Regions from separate parts of the Homo sapiens genome. Here region 1 is linked to region 2. A link is a contact called in ENCODE Hi-C or POLR2A ChIA-PET data. All regions are on one chromosome and are shown on one strand. The core of a region is the stretch at or near the end of the contact, and the rest is flanking DNA. Distances in the headings are between cores, read along the strand shown.

Evidence for each region. Hi-C counts contacts between places; a loop is a spot of excess contacts on that map. ChIA-PET counts read pairs that join two places held with the same protein, here RNA polymerase II (POLR2A). Pooled maps may share reads with other maps.
Region 1: POLR2A ChIA-PET joins it to region 2 with 10 read pairs in Caco-2. The contact joins the enhancer-like site here to the promoter of TXN2 in region 2. A Hi-C loop is called at or near these places in 1 of 50 pooled maps. POLR2A ChIA-PET finds 5 or more read pairs at or near these places in 9 of 52 experiments (B cell, Caco-2, H1 and 5 more).

The regions. Positions count from the first base shown.
Region 1 is chr22:36,540,791-36,543,597 of GRCh38, forward strand. No RefSeq gene overlaps it. Among named protein-coding and RNA genes, the nearest start is that of EIF3D, 13 kb to the left of the region's middle. Within about 2 kb of position 1,406, at least 7 of the 41 ENCODE cell types and tissues checked have a DNase peak (open chromatin) inside an H3K27ac peak, as active enhancers do.
Region 2 is chr22:36,480,214-36,483,287 of GRCh38, forward strand. It overlaps TXN2 (thioredoxin 2), which reads right to left and starts at 1,427. Exons shown (of 4, transcript NM_012473.4): 1 at 1,351-1,427; 2 at 362-624. The coding sequence starts at 624. RefSeq lists an enhancer at 1,857-2,803.

The sequences.
Region 1 (2,807 bases), core at 156-2,655, 61 kb after region 2:
AGCACGTGCTGGTTAGGCTGATGGAAGTGCTCCATTCTGCTGGTGGGGTATTTACTGTGCTCTCCAATAATAAATGGATCTTCTGCTATGCGTCAGCCTTGTAAGTTTGGTCAAAGGGAGTCTGCCACCGCCTTGTGTGCAGAAAGATCCCGGATATCCTGTGGTGGATTCACCTCATTGGGACCGGTCAGTGTGGCCAACCTCTCTTCCAGAGTGGCAACTTGCGTTTCCTTGCTTATCTTTTAAGAAGCACCATAGGAATCATCACCCCATTTTATAGACGAGAACACTGAGGCTCAGAGAGGAGGAATGTCTTGCCCCAGGTGAGCCAGCTGGTCAGGGTGCATTTGGAATGGAAACCCAGGTGTGGCTGAAACCAAAGCTGGCACTCTCCATGCACAATTCCAAAACCCACAAAGCTCTGAAAATCTAAAGCTTTTTCATGAGATTGGGGCAAGCATTTGATGGCAAACCTGATATGAATTGGATGTGAGGTTATTTATAGTCTTTATTTTGTCCCACTTAGCGTGAATATTTATACATTTTGCTGCAGAAAAATTAAAGGGTTTATGGAATATTGCTCCAGAGCTCACTGGCATGTCACCTGATATGCGGTAGATCCACTCGAAAACCTTTCAGGAATCCAAAGAATTCCAAGTTATAAAGCACATTGAGGCCGGATGTGGTGGCTTCAGACCTGTAATCCCAGCACTTTGGGAGCCCAAGGCGGGCAGCTCACCAGAAGTCAGTAGTTTGAGACCAGCCTGGGTGAAACCTCATCTCTACTAAAATACAAAAATTAGCCAGGCGTGGTGGTGGGTCCCTGTAATCCCAGCTACTGGGGGAGGCTGAGGCATGAGAATCGCTTGAACCCAGGAGGTGGAGGTTACAGTGAGCCAAAATCGGGCCACTGCACTCCAGCCTGGCCGACAGAGTGAAACTGTGTCTCAAAATAAATAAAATATAAAATAAAATACATAAATTGATAAAGCACATTGAGCCGCGAGGATTTCAGATAAGAAATTGTGGAGCTGTGCTACCTGTACCAAACTTTTCTGTCTCGGTTAGGCAGAGATCACTACCCCCATTCTGCAGATGAGGAAGACTGAGGGCAAGGAACATGGTGTCCCAGGTAGGACGGCAGCCATTTTATCATCCTGTTGGAGGCTGTGCCAGCAGGAAAGGAAGCTTTGGAGCCACCAGCCCACCCCAGCCTCCCAAGAACCTTGTTGTCTCAGCAAAATTTCAGAACTAGAAAACCTGGAAAGATTAAAGCCCCAAAGAATGCCACAAGTCCCCCAGGAAGAAAGGGAGGCTTTGCTGTGCGTTCCAGTGGTCGACATTCTAAATCATTTTTTATTTCAGCTGCATGTACACTCACCCATCACAGGACCAGTTCTCAGAATAGAGAGGTACCTGTTGAATCATCCACCCTACTTCCTGCCTCGTGTGGGCATGTCTCCAAGTGCTGAGCCATCCGCTTCGCTGCCGTGGCCTGAGATATATCAGGATTTGCAGGCCTGGCGACAGGAGACAAAATAGATTCCCATTTCCTTCAGAACCATTTAGCTAGTTTAGAGAGTGTTTGACTGTTTCAATGGGATGAGCAATAACCAGGCCTCTCCTTGGCTCCTTCTCTCTGCCCCATATGTTTTCTTCTGTTGGAAGCTGGGATTTGGGGTCTTAGGGCCAAAGATAAATACTGATTTTGGCTCGATCTGGCCGCACAGCTGTGGGCTAGTAGGTGCCCCTCTCTGAACCTCAGGCCCCCACTTTCTGCAGCACAGTGTTGTTCTCATCTCTGTTTTTTTTTTTTTTTTTTTTTTTTGAGATGGAGTCTCTCTCTGTTGCCTAGGCTGGAGTGCAGTGGTGCGATTTCAGCTCACCGCAACCTCCATCTCCTGGGTTCAAGCAATTCTCCCCACCTCAGCCTCCCGAGTAGCTGGGATTGCAGGTGCCTGCCACCAGGCCCAGCGGATTTTTGTGTTTTTTAGTAGAGACAGAGTTTCACCATGTTGGCCAGGCTGGTCTCGAACTCCTGACCTCAGGTGATCCGCCCTCCTCAGCCTCCCAAAATGCTGAGATGACAGGCATGAGCCACCGCATCCGGTCTCTCATCTCTTCATACCACATGCCTTGGTTCCCACTGCCCCGGCGGGTGCCTGGAGAGCCTTGTGGCTGGGGCTGAGTGACCGCAAGGTGATATTTAAGGTGGTCTCATGGAGCAGTCTGACATCACTGTAATGCAAGCAGACATCTGGGGAGTCAGACTGACTGAATTTGAATTCCAGCGATTTAAATTTTTACCACTGTTGTGTGACCTTGGGCAAGTTGTGTGACCATTTGAGCCATAGCTTCTTCATCTGTAAAATAGATGGAATCATAGCATGTACCACTTCGGGAGGGAGGGAGAATAGAATTAGGTCAGATTTTATATGTGACATGCTTAAGGCAGTGCCTGGCATGCAAATAAGCCCTTGATACATGCCAGTGGGGTTACTCTGGTTACCAGAAACTTGGAAGTAGGGGCTTTGGCTGGGGCAAGATCTCGCAACATTTAAAAAGCAATCACTGACCGGGCACCGTGGCTCATGTCTGTAATCCCAGCACTTTGGGAGGCCGAGGCAGGTGGATCACGAGGTCAGAAGATCGAGACCATCCTGGCTAACACGGTGAAACCTCGTCTCTACTAAAAATACAAAAAATTAGCCGGGTGTGGTGGTGGGCGCCTGTAGTCCCAGCTACTCGGGAGGCTGAGGCAGGAGAATGGCATGAACCCGGGAGGCGAAGCTTGCAATGAGCCAAGA
Region 2 (3,074 bases), core at 177-2,676:
CGGTTTTCATGGCAGGATGTTAACATCAGCTTATCTGCAGGGCCAGGAACTGGTATACACCAAAAGCAAGGTGACAGTCATATTTTTCCAACTCTGGTCCATGCTAAAGATGACGCTGAGCTTTCTGGGGATTGAGAAACAGAACATGTGTTTCCCAGCACTAACAGTCAGCTTTGCAGACTGTTCACTTGTCTGTCTTCCACCAGACTGCATTCCCCTTGAGGGCAGGGACTGGGCCTGACCAGTCTGTATATTGAGTCTACATATGAGCAGCATAGAACATGGCCGTGGGACACAGCAGGCATTCAATAAATACTTGAACAAGTAGGACCCTAGTCTTCTGTGGACCCCCAATACTCACTGTGCGTGGAAATCCACAACCACTGGTGTCTCACTGTTGACCACTCGGTCTTGAAAGTCAGGTCCATCCTGGATATTAAAGGTTGTCAAGGAGATCCTCGTGGTGTATATTGTCCGGGCTGGGTTGGGTGTTACAGTCAGGCCACCAGGACTGCATTGTGGGGTCTGCAGGGCTCTGGAAGTGAGGGGTGGCCACTGACCCTGAGAGGGCTTCCTGGAGATGACAGAGGCCAGGAACCTCCTCAGAAGAAGTCGCTGAGCCATCTGTGAGGGAAAGAGGCAGAAGAACTGGGGCACACAAAAGGAAGTCGACACACTAGAAAAAGATTTGGGGAGTACTCAGGGCTCAGGAAGAGGCAGAGTTGGAAGCAAAATGCAAGGAAATCATATGTAAGATTTGTAGCGTGGAAGTGAGGAAGCAATGAGAATCAAAGGGAAGGAACAGCTAGGCAAACCAGAAGGACAGGAAAACTGGCTTCACAACCAAAAAGAAATCGGGATTTAGATTATAACGGAAGAATGGGAGGAAGAAACCAACAGATTTAATAATGTATGTAAGGACCAAGTACCTTACACACATTATTGGTCTTCCTACAGCAACTTCCAGGAAGTTGCTATTGTACTGCCCACACTGCGAGTAAGGGAAGGAATACGAGGCTCAAGTAAGTTAAGTGACATGCCCAAAGTAACCCCGCTATTAAATGACAGCCAACACTGGAACCCAGGGTCGTCTGAAAAGATGAAACGCAACAATTCAAGGAGGAACTAAGAGTGTGAGAGGAACCAAAAACGAAGAGACATGTACTGGAGGGAACCAATAAAGAAGGGACATGTGTGGAGGGAACTGGGAAAAATCGGACATCACCAGGGACCCTGGCTCTCCGGCGAGCTAGATCCCCCCGCCCGCCCGGCCGCCAGCCTGCGCAGGAACGCGCTCGCGGCATGCCTCAGCCGCGACACCACCTCGAGCCACCCCCACAGGGCTCCTACCTCCCTGCAATGCGAGCGGAGGGATGCACAGCCTAGCCCTCCCTGCCTGTCAAGGGCACGCCTGTCGTCACTTCCTCGGGGGGGGACGTACATAACGTCACTTCCGGGTACAGGCAGGCGGAAGAGCGTCCCTCTCCAATTTTTTTTTTTTTTTTTTTTTTTTTTGAGCCAGAGTCTCGCTCTGTTGCCAGGCTGGGGTGCAGTGGCGCGATCTCGGCTCACTGCAACCTCCGCCTTCCGGGTTCAAGCGATTCTCCTGCCTCAGCCTCCCGACTAGAGGCGCGCGCCACCACGCCCAGCTAATTTTTTTATTTTTAGTAGAGACGGGGTTTCACCACGTTGGCCAGGACGGTCTCGATCTTTTGACCTCGTGATCCGCCCGCCTCGGCTTCTCAGAGGGTTGTGATTACGGGCGTGAGCCACAGCGCCCATCTGTCCCTCTCCAATTTGAGGGGCGTCTGGGATTTTCCGCCAATGGGAATGGCGGGCTGAGGCACAGTTGAAGGGGCGGGGCCTCAGCTACGGACCGGAAGCAATGGGCAGGCCGTCGGGGAACGGATTGGAAGAGGCGGGCGGGCCCTGGTCTGGGCGAAGGCGGGGGCGGGGCGGGGCGGAAACGGAAGGGGTGGGCGGGCCCTAGAGGAGGGACCGGAAGAGGAGGTGATGGAGCAGGGGTAGCAATGGAGGGTACTTAAGGGAGAAAAGGCAGTTGAGAAGTCCCCGTGGTTTTGGATTTTGCAAACTCTTGTTGCTTTATTTTATTTACATATATTTATTTATTAATGACAGAGTCTCGCTCTGTCTCCCAGGCTACAGTGCAGTGGCGTGATCTCCGCTCACTGCAACATCCAAATCCCGGGTTCAAGTGATTTTCCTGCCTCAGCCTCCCAGGTAGCTGGGATTACAGGCGCGCGCCACCACGCCGGGCTGATTTTTGTATTTTTAGTAGAGACGGAGTTTCGCCATGTTGGCCAGGCTGGTCTGGAACTCCTGAGCTCAAGTGATCCGCCCGCTTCAGCCTCCCAAAGTGCTGGGATTACAGGCGTGAGCCACCTTGCCTGGCCTCCTGTTTATAACTGGCGCTGTCCACTTCCTACAGATGTTGACAGGTTCTGTTTCTCCATTTAATATGTAAAGCTAAGCTCCTCAAAGGCATGATGCCCTTTATATGTAAAAGAACTCAACCGGGAGTTTAGGGGCCATCCTTTAAGTGGCCCTCGTCTGTGTCCGCCTAAAGGAAAACAAATGAAAACTGAGGCGAGCCTAATTTAAGCAGGGAGTTTTTTTGGGTCAAGTTCGAAGACTGCAACTCGGAGCAGAGATTCAAGTTGTCCTGAATATACACTCGGATTAGCAGCAGCTGAAAGAGCGTTTTTAAAAGAACAGGCAGTTTCCAAATTGTTGATCAAAGTTTTTTTTTTTTTTTTTTTTTTTTTTGAGACAGAGTCTCGCTCTTGTTGCCCAGGCTGGAGTGCAGTGGCGCGATCTCGGCTCACTGCAACCTCTGCCTCCTGGGTTCAAGGGATTCTTCTCCCTCTGCCTCCCCAGTAGCTGGGACTACAGGCGTGCCTCACCACGCCTAGCTAATTTTTATATTTTTAGTAGAGACGGAGTTTCACCATGTTGGCTAGGATGGTCTCGATCTATTGACCTCATGATCTGCCCACCTGGGCCTCCCAAAGTGCTGGAATTACAGGCGTGAGCCACTGCACCCAGCCTTTTTT